Regions from separate parts of the Homo sapiens genome. Here regions 1 and 3 are each linked to region 2. Evidence: read pairs that join two places in POLR2A ChIA-PET (ENCODE). Cell type or tissue: GM12878. All regions are shown on one strand. Links, peaks and the distances in the headings refer to the core of each region. The heading gives the core; the rest is flanking DNA.

Region 1 (4,000 bases), core at 1-4,000, 370 kb before region 2:
CTAAATGTACCACAATTCCTTGGGAGGCTTTGTGCTTTTAAAATTTGCACTTTTAGATTTACTGTTGGAAAGTATATGTTTACATTCAAAGGCTGAGATTTCCACATTTTACATAGAAAGCCTCTATATTTTGTTAATTTGAATGTCTGTAGACTGTCAATCCAGGAACATTGATTGGGTTAATTTTTTCCCCACCTGTAGATGCTGGGCTCTTGCACTGTTTGGTGGAAATGGTGAGACAGGATTTGAGCAAAATTCTACTTATTCAGTGTTCAGCATTTCTATTACATTGACTGATGAGGGTTATGAACATTTTTATGAGGTAAATAATTCAAATTCAGTTGTTTTTTCCTTTTACGTAGATATCACTTTATGCAAAAGACTAATTGGATGTTTTGTTTTCAGGTTGCTTACACTGTCTTTCAGTATTTAAAAATGCTGCAGAAGCTAGGCCCAGAAAAAAGGTAATAAACACTTCCTGGAATGAGGCCAGGAGCCAGTCCTGGTATATTTGAGGCTTCAGGCTGCCGGTAGACATGCTTTAGTCTTGCCTTGATGGTTTTTCAGGCATTTTCTGCTCTATTTCCTTTATTGACTCCATATCCTTATCCCTCTACATGTGATTGTATACTAAGGCTTTACACATATGTGGGCAGTCCCTTTATTTTCACGCTTCTCTTTTATTGTTGATGCTTCTATTGAGAATTTTTTAAACTTTTATTCTAGGTTCAGGGGTATATGTGCAGGTTTGTTATGTAGGTAAACTTGTGTCACGGTGGTTTGTTGTACAGATTATTTTGTCACCCAGGTACTAAGCCTACTACCCAATAGTTACCTTTTCTGATCCTCTCCCTCCTCCCGCCCTTCTCCCTCAAGTAGGCAGAAATTTTAATGTATCTTCTAATTATAGTTTTCTCCTTCACAGAATTTTTGAAGAGATTCGGAAAATTGAGGATAATGAATTTCATTACCAAGAACAGGTACTGGAAGTCAAATTCTTTTTGCATGTTATCTGTGACTGAGTTGAAGCTGGTGTAGACATTGTTCCTCTTTTTGAAAGTGTCGGTGGAGTTTTAATTCTGTCATTCTGTGTCATGTGAGTCTCCAGGTGGCCTTGAAGCTATCTGAAAATTAACTATTGGGTTTTTGAGTATTTATATTGAGTAAGATAAGGCAGTGAGAGGATTAAGCAGATGACACAGATGATGTTGTGTGGTAATCATTTATCTACATAGTCATCCATCTATCCCTTCAATAAACATTCATGGAGACTTGTTATGGTATTTAATATTTTGGGAATTCAAATATTGTGAAGACATTCTATAAGGTAATTTATATTTACCATGTATAATGTTAGAAACATTGTGCTTTGGAATTCAGGGGAAGGAGAGCATTTTCCTTGATTGAAATAGGCTCACAGGCTGGGCACTGTGGCTCATGCCTGTAATCCAAGCATTTTGGGAGGTCGAGCAGGCAGGTTGCTTGAGCCCAGGCATCTAGTAAAGGACTGGGCAGTGTGGTGTTTTGGGAAGCGTATGGGATATGTTATGAGGTCAGAGTTCTGATGTCCGCTCTGCCTGTCGTTTACTCACTGTGTGACCTTAGGCAAGCCATCTAGCCATCTAGTCAGGAAAAATCCGACTATGTTTCCTCATTGTAAAACATGGGACTGGAACCACTTGGTATCTGAAGGACCTGTCAGTTTTAAGAGTCTGTGTATCTGGGTGCTCGGTAAATACTTGAATTGACTACGTTCCTCTGGAAAAATATTTCCATTTCATGTATCAGTGAACAAGTGGTCATTCTTTCAGTTTTAAATTAAAATAATATTTTTATTAATATAACTTCTTATCGCAAGACTTTTATCTGACAGTCACATTTTAATTTTTTTAAAATTTTAATTAGAGACAGGGTCTTGCTGTGTTGCCCAGGCTTACCTCAAACTGGGCTCAAGTTATCCTCCCTCATTGGCCTCCCAAAGTGGTAGGATCACAGGCATGAGCCACCATGCCCAGTCAACACATTTTGATTTTTTTTTTTTTTTTTTTTTTTTGAGACAGAGTCTTGCTCTGTCATCTGGGCAGGAGTGCGGTGGCATGATCTTGGCTCACTGCAACCTCCGCCTCCCAGGTTCAAGCTATTCTCCTGCCTCAGCCTCCCAAATAGCTGGAACTACAGGCATGAGCCACTGTGCCCGGCCCAACACATTTTGATTTCTACATTGATTTGATTCATGCTTACAAATAGTGTTTAGACGATAGTGCTGTAGTGATAGGTTGCCTGTCTTTATTGCTCACATAATCATGTGGGGCACTTGACTGGTAAACAGGCATTCATAGTCCAGTGTGGTAATTGCTCTCATGAAGAGGCTGTGATATGACTAGAACCTAATGGGTTATAGGGCTCAGAGTGATGCATGAAGGGTATGAGTTTAAGCTCCCTAAGGGAGTAGCTATGGCTATATTTTCTTAGAATTTTTTTTTTTTGGAGATAGGGTCTTGCTTTGTTGCCCATGCTGGAGTATGGTGGCACGATCTCAGCTCACTGCAGCTTCAACCTCCTGGGCTCAAGCATCCCTCCCACCTCAGCTCCCCAAGGAGCTGACACTACAGGCGTGTACTGCCACACCTGGCTTATTTTTGCATTTTTTGTAAAGACAGGGTTTCGCCATGTTGCCCAGGCTGGTCTCAAGTAATCTAACCACCTCTGTCTCCCAAATGCTGGGATTACAGGCGTGAGCCACTATGTCCAGCCTACTGAGCATCAGATTCTTAAGCTGCAATTATATCTCGTTGTATCTGTTCAGAAGCTTTTGGTTTTATTGTTAATAAGAAAGGGAGAAAGTATTTGTATGTTGTGGTAAATCAAATATAATAATGGAGAAGTTCTGGTGTGAAATAATTTACCTCTTTACAGACAGATCCAGTTGAGTATGTGGAAAACATGTGTGAGAACATGCAGCTGTACCCATTGCAGGACATTCTCACTGGAGATCAGCTTCTTTTTGAATACAAGCCAGAAGTAAGGAGGTTTATACGTCTAAAACTTACTTTTAGGGGAAGAGGAGGGTGAGAAAGTACGAAGATGTATTTAAGAACCATGGGAACGAAGAAAACTTAGTTATATTTAGTCAGGATTTTTGTTTGTTTAAACAGAAGTATCAACAGTTTTGTGAATAATTTCTCATGGTTCTTTTACATAATTAAGTTTTAATATAAGGAGAAAATCAAACTCAGTACTTGTTAGGTCCTATTTTAATAATTTTCAAATGTTGAAACATCTACTGCAATAGATGAAGTGATTCCTAAGAATTATGTGGTTTCCCTGTGAAAAATACGTAGTTGTTTAGCTTACCTTTTAATTCAGTTGGAGAGTCAGGACAATTAAATTTTTAATCATTTTGAAAATATTTATTAAAAAAATGTAAGGTTCCCGAATTAGAAACATATGACTTAGGGATAATGTTACATGCCAATACATTGTCGGTCAGGGTCATTCCTTCACTAGTGGAGAATAAGTCATTTTGTTTCATACAGGCTAGCGCGCGTCAACCAGAGGTGACTTTTGCCTTCCAGGGGATATTTATCACTGTCCGGAGACATTTTGGTTGTCACAACTCAGGGTGGGGCGTGGGGTGCTCCTGGGATCCAGTGGGTGGAAGCCAGGGATGCTGCTCAATGTCCTATAATGCAGAAGGCAGGATCCTACCATAGTTATTTGACACAAGATGTTCATAGTGCTGAGATTAAGAAATTATAGGGCATTCCTTGAGATATTTTAGCATAGACGTTCCTAAACTATTAATTTTAAAGAGGACAGGGAAAGGTAAAGGAGGAAGGAACAACCACACATTCTTGCCATGTCACTAGGATGGTTGTGCCTGGTAGTGGCTGGTTGTGTTTTTTTCTGAACCACCATTTGTTGTTTTATACTTAAATAAATGGTGTTTAAGTAGTAGTTAGGGCTCCAAACCAAGCCACAAAATTCTGTTTAGTCCTTA
Region 2 (6,106 bases), core at 803-4,802:
GGACGGATTTGTGTCTGGATTGGAGGTCCGTGAAATATTCTTGAAAACAGGTTTACCTTCTACCTTACTAGCCCATATATGGTAAGACTTTATTTGAATTGATTTTTTAAAAATATGGTTTTGTATCAATTCCAGTTTCTGCATTTTGATTTTTAGTCATTTGTAAATAGGACAGTTTTTGTTTCAGAATTTTTTATAGAGAAAATCAGAATCTGAAGAATTCTTCTGGCTAATGGACAAAAGCTTGAGAATGGGTTACCTGAAGCTTTATAAGATTGACAGCATCCGCTGGGCATGGTGGCTCACGCCTGTAATCCCAGCACTTTGGGAGGCCGAGGTGGGTGGATCACCTGAGGTCGGGAGTTTGAGACCAGCTTGGCCAACATGGTGAAAAGCTGTCTCTACTAAAAACACAAAAAATTAGCCAGACATGGTGGTGTGCGCCTGTAGTTCCAGCTACTCGGGAGGGTGAGGCAGGAGAATTGCTTGAACCTGGGAGGTGGAGGTTGCAGTGAGCTGAGATCACGCCATTGCACTCCAGCCTGGGCAACAAGAATGAAACTCCATCTCAAAAAAAAAAAAAAAAAGAATGACAGTGTCAGTTAATTGTTATTAGAATGTTAAAATCCAGCTTCTGTTTATATCAATTAAACTTAAAATTTTCAGAGAGAATCCAGATATCTGAAATTTAAACAATGTAAAAAACAGTATCTTCAAGGCATACCTGCATAATTTTATAGTGTATATGTATACTTTCATACCTTCACATAGGAATAACATACTTGGTCCTTGAAAAGGCAAACCCTAGTGTCTTTAATGAATTTCACAGAAAATGAGATAATGTATATGAAAATGCTTTATAGTTTGTCTGCCGCCAATCCACCTAACGATACCAGAGGTTATCTTCAGGTTTTCAAGAGGCAGAAACGTCACAAGTGGGGCCACATGGTTGTAAAGAGAAACTTAGAAAAGAAGGGAGGCAGACAGTAAGTAGATCTGCCTTAAAAGAAACAAGAACCCAAGACTGGGAAAGATTAAATATGCATAACTAGTAGTAGCTGCCACTATTGAGTGCCTAGGGTAGGCACTATACTCAATAAATGGCAGTTGTCACGGGCTTAATGTTATGCCTAAGCTTTTTATATATCCTGTCTTTAATTCTCATAGTAATTTCGCAAGATGGGTGTTATCATCTCCACTTTATAGATGAGGAAACTAAGATTTGGAGAGGTTAAAAAACTTAGCCAAGGTTATAAGAAGAAATAAGTAGAAAAGCTGGAATTTAAGATCTATGTGACATGTAGTCTTTTTACTTATGTAGTCTTTTCATCAGGCCCTACTGGCCTTCAGTGCATTAAACAGATCAGGATTTCAGAAAGCTGAGCTTTTTTTTTTTTTAATTACAGAAAAAGAAAGTAGAGTAAAACCTTTGCAGTTTCTCTTCAAGTGATTGTGTAAAGCTTTCCAGATTGCTGCCTTTTCCTCACATGTGATTTCCATTTGCAGCTGTTTATTCTGCTTTGGCTTGGTGATCCTTGTATCCTCCTACTCCAAGAGTTGCAGGAGGCATAGCAATATCAAAATTGTGCTTGTTTTAGAATCCTTCTAATGCCACCAGTGAATCAAATTTGTTGAGACTTAGATTTTATCTTTAATATCTTTTAATGTTAAAAATGTTGGGTGTAAGGAATGTTAGGATTCTTTGGCCCACCACAACTTTTACTGTATAGTGGTTCTGAAAATTGGTAAGAAAACACAAAGTGTAAACCCAGATTAGAGGCTCCTGCTCAGCACCAGGGTGAACATTCTCTTTTTACCATCTTAGCTGATCTACCTCTTCGAACAGTTGAGTGAGTTTTTAATAACCTGCAAGTTGGTGTGACTGTCTTTTTAAATTCACCTCATTATTTTAAAAAAGCTGCATAGTGGTACTTTTTCTCTGGACTTTTTGCAGTTGTGGCACTTACATACCATTCATTTTGTTTATTTGTGCAGGTCATTATGCGACACAAAGGACTGTGGGAAGCTTTCAAAGGATCAGTTTGCCTTGGCTTTTCACTTAATCAGTCAGAAGTTAATCAAGGGCATTGATCCTCCTCACGTTCTTACTCCTGAAATGATTCCACCATCAGACAGGGCCAGTTTACAAAAGGTAAGAAAGCTTAAAAGGAAACCTGAATGTATTAATTTCAAAGGAACAATACTATGTCGAATTACAGATTCAATTTGGATGAAATAGAAGAGAAAATGTATCTGGCTAAGAGCAGAACAGTATACTGTTTGTGGTTTAGTTTGTGCCTATAAATATGCTGGAGTGCCTTGTATAACATCCTTGGCCAGTAGCTTGTTTACCCCATTCATTAAACATGACAACTATATTTCCAGTCTTAAAATTGGAAAATGTGGGCTTATTTTTCCTTTCCTGGATTTGTGAATTAAGTTTTATGAATAGATTATAAAAGGAAAGCTATAAAAATTAAATTATTGTGTTTCACTTGATGATTCACTCTTACATAAAATGATACAGATTTGAAAACAGAATCTTGCATATGATGGTTGCTTGGTGTCAATTTTACATCAAAAAAGCCTCCAAGGAAAACATTATGTTGAGGATGTATCTGTGCGGTTTTTGCTGTAGGTGACCTTTTGTTCCTGAGTATACCACTGAACTTCATATTTGAACAGCTAGAAGTGGGTTTTACCTAGTTTTGGTTTCTGGACAGCAGTGAGAATTTTCAAAACTTCATTGTTTTAGTCATGCCTTGATTTTTCTCTCCTCATGTAGAAACCCTTCCTAGTATGATGCATTTGCAATATCTTGGCCTTTAATAGACCTTTGAAAGGACTTGCATACCATAGTGGCTATTTGCCTTTAAAAATAAATACTTTGTATTTTTAAATCTCTTATGGCCTATAAAGTATAACCATGGCTGTGGAGATTTTTCAGGGTTGTTATACAGTAATAAGAGTTGTCAAATGTGTGGTATGAGGAGAGCTCTTTAAAATATCATAGAATATTTTGGGTTTTGCATTAATTTTGTCACATGGTTCTTAAAAATCCCATTTTAAAAAGATTAATAAAAACCAAATTGGGACCAAGCACAGTGGCTCACACCTGTAAACCCAGTATTTTGTGAGTCCGAGGTGGGAGGATCACTTGAGGCCAGGAGTTCCTGGGCAACATAGCAAGACCCTGTCTCTACAAAACAAAAACAAAAAAATTAGCCAGGTGCGTTGGCGTGTACCTGTAGTTCTAGCTACTCGGGAGGCTGAGGCAGGAGGATCACTTGAACCCAGGAGTTTGAGGTTGCAGTGAGCTAAGTAAGATCCAACTGCTACACTCCAGCCGGGGCAACAGAGCAAGACCCTGTCTCTTAAAAAAAGAAAGAAAGAAAGAAAGAAAGAAAATTGGATTTTTTTGGTAAGCTAAATGGAATTTATAGCTACCAGGTATGGAGAGTTACTTATAGAAGTTTTTGTCCTTATTTGTAATAAAATAAATATTTTATTATCTGCTTTGTGAGTTATGGGGGGGGCCTTTTTGTGAATTTTTTGATTCCTTATGATGTATGACATGAGTCCCTTAAGTTGTGGAAAAGGCTGAAAGTGATGCCACCCAGAAGGATAAAGGTTACTGAATATGCATTTTTGCTCTTTGCTATATAACTGTACCTCAGTTATGGAATACTGTGTTGTTTCATGCTTTCTTTCACCTATGCAGACTGCTTTTTTTTTTTCTGCCTTCTTCATTTTATAACCTATTCAATTGCCTACCAACACAAATTTTAGATATGACAGAAATTTCTGAAGCAAATTAAAAGTTTGAAGTCTATGTTAGTAGATGCTTGAAGTTGCATGAGGTATAGTTTTTAATTTAGTAGATTTGTCTGAAGTTCATTCACTAGATCATAGATACGTTTGTCTATTTATGTCAGATACCAGTATTATTCATTGAAATGGGAATTTATCACTGCTATCTTATCTATTAACCCAAAATTTTAACTTTAAAAATGAAAACTTGCATTGTTTTATCTTTCAAATAACCTCTTTTCTCTTTAATCTGGTTTTTTTAGTACTGCATTTTTTGCAGCTTTGACTAATCCTTTTTTGAATGTTGCTTTCCTTTCTGTGTTTTTTCTAGTTTGGACTATTTTTTCCATTCTGCAGCACTCTGCTTTTCGCCTTTCTTGTACTGTCAGTTTCTTAACTCTACTCTCTCTCAAGGTTAGAGCTTTACTTTATGCCTTTTTTAGCTTTGTGGTTTTTGGTTTACAAGATACATTTTGAAATGAGAGGTTTTTTATTCAGCAAAAAAAAGAAAATTCCTAAACAGCATGCTTTTGTCACATGTCACTTGGTCCTTGTGTGCATTTTAGTCTGCCTTCCCTAGGCTCTCTGATCCACTTAACATCACCAAAGTAGAATTTTTGTGTAATGCACAAGAATAGGGTAAGAGAAAACATTTTGAAAGAAGGGGACATGCTACATATTTTTTCTCATATACCCTTCAAATGCTACATAAAATATTAACTAAACTTTTTTCAGTATCTGGGGTGTCACTTTCTAACTTGTTTGAGGTTAAACTAATTTGTCTCACTTTGTCTTCTTATTTGATGATATTTTTACAGGCAAGACTATAAAATGTGAGTCACCTTTTTTTGAGTTAGAGTGACAGAGGAGATGTGGTAGTCACAAGTTCTTTGGTACATTTGCACCTCTGATAGCAAATTTCTGATAGCATTTAAGTGAAGTAATTTACTCTTGCTGATAAAAGTGAGACCAAGTGCTAATGTTTCATTTTGTTTAGCTGTCTGGCCAGGCCTAGCTCATAGGTCAAGTTTAGATAGAGTTAAAATACTAGTGAATAATTGTCACATTCAGAAATCCACTTTAAAATATCTAATTTAATTTAACACTGATAAGTTTTTGTGTATCAGTGGAACACAGAAAATAGGAGGTATATTTCATACAAAGCTGTAATTAATATAAAATTGAGATTAGTATTAAACCTTTGTAGATGAGTTTTGGTACTGATAGTCAAAACAGCTCAGTACTAAAACTGCAGTGTGGCATAAAGAAATACAGAAGGAATTACTTGCCAAATTTTATTGATGTACCTGTTTTATCAAATTTACTTTTAGAGTAATAATTTCATTTACCGAAATGATCTTGATATGCAAGTGCCACTGGGGGCATTGCGTGAAATAGCACTTAAATCGGAAGACTCTTGATTAAACTACGTATTGGCTGGGTTCAACTTTGAGCAAGTTATTTAATCTGTTTCTTCAGTTCTAAGATGGGGTTAATAACAATATCTGCCCTACCTACTACCCACTTTTCAGATTAGTTTTGAGAATTAACTAGTGGAATTTAAAGTGCTTAGTGAATTGTAAATGAGTATATAAATATGAGGAGATGGGATATTGTGTGCTTTTAGGTTTCTTCTGTTGTGCAAGTTGTTGACGTAAATTAACTATACAACAACATAAGTATTAACACAAAGTCTTATGTTCTGTTATATAAAGTCAGCAGTATATCTTAGTTTTTAAATGTTCAGGCCTCAGTTTTAACATTTCCAGATGGTAATTATCCTGTTATTTGTTAATCTGGTTGTAGCATTGGGTGTAGATGAAATGTTTGAGGAAGCATTTATCTTTTCGCTCTGACTTCAGCTAGCTATCTGGGGCATCAGTGATAGTTTACAGAGGACATTGAGCCAAGGTAGAAACAACTCAATGGGAGGCCACATCTTTTAAGAGCATATTCTGTTGAAGAGTTAATTATAACAATAGCTTACATTTATAAAATATCACAGTTTGTAGACTGATGTCACATCACATTATTTCATTTAACTTGTAAAGTGGGCAAGGCAGAGATTATTTCCCTATTTTACAGGTGATGATAATGCAGTTAGTAAAATAGCAGGACCCAGAATAAACCCAGCTAGATTTTCTGAATACAAGGACCATTCAGAGACCAATTTTGTAACCTTCATTGTTGAAAGAAAACTGTATGGACAGGATGTCATATATGAAGACAGTTTCATATATGATGGTATTAATATTTATTATGGAACATGCTTGAGCAGTTGGTTTTACTTTAAATA
Region 3 (4,000 bases), core at 1-4,000, 180 kb after region 2:
CATGTTGGCCAGGTTGGTCTCGAACTCCTGGCCTCAAGTGATCCCCCGACCTCAGCCTCCCAAAGTGCTGGGATTACAGGCATAAGCCACTGTGCTCGGCCTGTGAAAATTCTTAATTACTACATAACATTCTCTTGCTAGTAGCCAGTAATAGAGCTATGAAAAAAAATTAAACATTCTCTTGCATTAAGCGAAGTGTTTCAATATATTAAATGTCTGACTTTCTAAAGTGCAGGAGAAAAGGCAAATTTTTCAAAAGCAATCTGAAAATAAAACTTTGAAATGTACAAATTAATTAAAACTTACTCCCGGATCTTTTTTTCTGATCCATCTCTTCCAGGGTCATAAACTCCTTTAGGCAGATGTTGTATAAGACCTATTCTTTGAGCTATCCTAATTTGTTCCTCTTCAGTCAGCTGAGTTGCTAGCCGAGTCTGGCTAGGTGTTGGGTGGTAGACTGGAACTGGAACTTGTTCCTAAAATATTAAAATATAGAGGAAAAAGATTATTTTTTAAAAACCTTTCGAGGGCTTATTTTTTGGTCAGAGATAGAAGGGAAAGGGAGCCCTGGGAGGGGTAGGAAGCTGGGCTAGTGTTTGGCTGTATGACTGTGTTTCACCCTGCCTTAACTTCAGCTACTAGAATAAAACATACACACACCAAAACATTCTCATTCTGCCTAAAGGATATAAACACAGACTTCACTGAACTGGCATGGAATGTTAAATGAACTATTTCCACATGATAAGAGACCAGCCTGGACAACATAGCAAGACCTCATCTCTAAAAATAATTTTTAAAACTTTTTAAATGGACTGGACTATGGCAAAAATAAATCTAAAAGTTATCTAAGACTAACTTTCCCATTTCATAGGACCAAGCTTGCCTACAGTCACTAATTGACAATACTGAAATTAGAATTCTGCTGCTCCTAATCCAACTGATTTTTTACACAACAAAACAATTCAAAGGAATCGTGTGTATAACCCCCACCTTTTTTTGAGATAGGGTCTCCCTCTGTTGCCCAGGCTTAAGTGCAGTGGCACAAACACAACTTACTGTAAACTCAACCCCCTGGGCTCAAGCAATCCTCCAACCTCAGCCTCCTGAGTAGTGGGGCCACAGGGTTGAGCCATGGTGCCTGGCCTATAATAATATTTAAAACTGAGCAACTCTGATGGAATGAAGCTGGGATGGAGTGTGGCCTAGAAGGGATGAGGCTCCCCATCCCCAAGCCCTCACCTTGGTTACCTTTGCAGAATCCTCAGAATCAACAGAGCAGTCTGAAAAACACTACTATCTCAGAAGATGAGATTTTCAGTCTGAAGAATTAAATTATAAGATTTCAGTCTCAGCTCGGCTACTTACTGTGATTGCTTGGACCAAGTCTCTTAATGTCTTTGAATAAAGCAGATAACAGTACCCACTTTAAAGAGTTGATATAATCATGAGATAACTAAGAGCTTTGTAAATGCCAATATTTGTAAATTATTCTAACATCTCCCCAACGTCATGATTCTCCCCATCATGATTCTCTGCTTTGCAGACTTTAAGCTAAGTGCTACTGTCCTTGGCTTTGGTCCTGGCTTTCTGGCTTCTCTTTGAATACTACAAACTCTTGGACTCTGTTGTGATCTCTGCCAGCTCTGAGTTCTTCAACCCTTGAATTACCATTTCCAGTCTAAATTACCTTCCTGAATCTTAGCCTCAGTCCTAGTTGACCAGTTTTGATGAGCTGTCATCCACACGCAAACTGGGAACAAATTGGTTTAAGACTAAGATAATATAAAGGGTCTCTTAAATCCTTGAACCTAACAAACAAAAATAACTAAATTGTTTTAGAGAAAATAAACTCCAACTATGGGTTTTTCAGAGGCTAGATTTCTTCAGTCTTGTGGTTCACATACGTGTAGAGAACACAGAAAGCAGAACAGAAAAGGAAAGTTCTACTTTACGGGGAAACATTAATAAACATTAAAGAAGAAAATAAAAACTATATTTTAATTCACGTTATGAGTGTATTTTCTCCTTTGGTATTTTTTTGTTAAAACAAAGGAACCCTCTCTATATCTTTTAGATATTTAAAATGATTGAACAATCTAATTTCAGTTTACATGGTTCAGAAAACCATAGAGGAAAGGAAATGACTAAGACCTCCTGATATTTTAAAGATGAATGTGGCCTCACCCTTCTTACCACACATGCCTAATTTTAAATTTTAATTCCCATGATACTTGTTTTAAAATGGCTTGATATCTGAGTTATCAATTGTTTCATAACTAGACAGCCACTGATTTTCTAGGCAGCAAAATGGAATCCTGATTCAATTGTTGGCTAACAGACACTGAGTGAGTAGAAGATTAGACAGGGGTATAAAAACAACAATTTTAAAAGATGTGATGGCTGGGCATGGTAGCTCATGCGTGTAATCCCAGAACTTTGAAAGGCCGAGGCAGGCGTATCACCTGAGGTCAGGAGTTCGAGACCAGCCTGGCCAACATGGTAAAACACCATCTCTACTAAAAATACTAAAATTAGCTGGGCGTGGTGGTGCACGCCTGTAATCCCAGCTACTCAGTAAGCTGAGGCAAGAGAACTGCTTTAACCCGGGAGGCAGAGGTTGCAGTGAGCCAAGATCTTGCCACTGTACTCTAGCCTGGGCAACAGAGAGAGACTCCATCTTAACAACAAAAAAAGATATGGATTTGGGGGTGGTTCCCACCATTCCCTATCTGCGAACACTATATGGTTTATGTTCAACACCTGCTTCCCCTCTGAGAATCAGGAATTTTGTCATATGCTAGGCAGTGGGTGCCTAATCAGTACCTGGGGCACTGAGTCTCCAAATGAGCTTCTCTGGCAGAAAACCTTTCATATATGTTGAAGGAATTAAGCATGTCCTGTGTGACTCCACTAGGAGATAACTCTTGGAAGCTTGTGCTTAGTTCCCTTTAGACCAAAGCACCTTTCCCCTTAGCTGATTTTGCTTTGATTCTTTGCTGTAACAAATCATAGATGTGAGTAAGATTATATACTAAGTCCTAAGAGCCCTCCTATTGAATCACCAAACCTGGGGACTGTTTTGAGGACCTCCAACGCCAGTGCTAGGTTGTGCTCCCACTTTATATTTGCAAAGCTACTGTGTTTCGTCCCCAGCTGAAAACAAATGAAAAATAAATAAATATTTTGATTAGCCTATTTCAGGGCCTAAATATGGACCTAATGACAAAAGGTATACAAACACATCTCACTGCAACCTCCAACTTCTAGGCTCAAGTAATCCTCCCACTGCAGCCTCCCCAGTAGCTGGGATTACAGGTACACAACACCATGCCCAGCAATTTTTTTGTTTTGGTAGAAACAGTGTCTCGCTGACCAGGCTGACCAAACTCCTGGCCTCAAGCGATCCTCTAGCCTTGGCCTCCCAAAGTGCTGAGATTACAGGTGAGAGCCACTGTGTCCGGGCTATGTGGGTAGTCTGATAAGGGCAGGGGCTATGTCTGTTTTGCTTACCAATGTTTACTACCTACTCAGCACGGTATCTGGCACACAGTTGGGACTCAACATAATTATATAACTGAATAACCTAAATCAAAGCACTTATGTTCTTGTAATATACATTATATACATATTAGAACTTTGTAGATATGCTATGAAAAATTGCTAATGCGCCTGGCACAGTGGCTCACGCCTGTAATCCTTGCAGTTTGGAAGGCCAAGACAGGCGGATAGCTTGAGCTCAGGAGTTTGAGACCAGCCTGGGCAACATGGTGAAACCCCGTCTCTATAAAAGATACAAAAATTAGCCAGAAGTGGTGATGTACACCTGTAGTCCCAGCTACCTCGGGGACTGAGGCAGCAGGATCGCTTGAGCCCAGGAGGTTGAGCTACAGTGAGACGAGATCACACCACTACACTCCAGACTGGGTGACAAAGTGAAAGAAAAAGAAAAAAGAAAAACTGCTAATGATTTGGATTAAATAACAATAAGAAAAAGAAA

The links. ChIA-PET counts read pairs that join two places held together with the same protein. Peaks named below come from ENCODE experiments on the same cell type or tissue, not always from the same donor. Only the 100,000 strongest peaks of a DNase experiment are listed, where the experiment ranks them.
Region 1: POLR2A ChIA-PET joins it to region 2 with 5 read pairs; 2 of 35 experiments call an interaction of 5 or more read pairs at or near these places.
Region 3: POLR2A ChIA-PET joins it to region 2 with 6 read pairs; 1 of 35 experiments calls an interaction of 5 or more read pairs at or near these places.

Annotation. Positions count from the first base shown.
Region 1 is chr1:51,811,015-51,815,014 of GRCh38, reverse strand. NRDC (nardilysin convertase) reads left to right here. Exons shown (of 31, transcript NM_001101662.2): 12 at 202-322; 13 at 406-464; 14 at 926-980; 15 at 2,917-3,021. Among named protein-coding and RNA genes, the nearest start is that of MIR761, 23 kb to the left of the region's middle. In GM12878, for the core only: no CTCF peak of the experiment used is centred there; no DNase peak of the experiment used is centred there.
Region 2 is chr1:51,440,935-51,447,040 of GRCh38, reverse strand. EPS15 (epidermal growth factor receptor pathway substrate 15) reads left to right here. Exons shown (of 25, transcript NM_001981.3): 10 at 1-81; 11 at 1,996-2,152. Among named protein-coding and RNA genes, the nearest start is that of EPS15-AS1, 74 kb to the left of the region's middle. In GM12878, for the core only: no CTCF peak of the experiment used is centred there; a DNase peak (open chromatin) is centred at 2,709; H3K27ac peaks cover 1,974 bases.
Region 3 is chr1:51,266,432-51,270,431 of GRCh38, reverse strand. RNF11 (ring finger protein 11) reads right to left here. Exons shown (of 3, transcript NM_014372.5): 2 at 307-476. Among named protein-coding and RNA genes, the nearest start is that of RNF11, 32 kb to the right of the region's middle. In GM12878, for the core only: no CTCF peak of the experiment used is centred there; DNase peaks (open chromatin) are centred at 1,791 and 2,251; H3K4me3 peaks cover 1,121 bases; H3K27ac peaks cover 2,449 bases.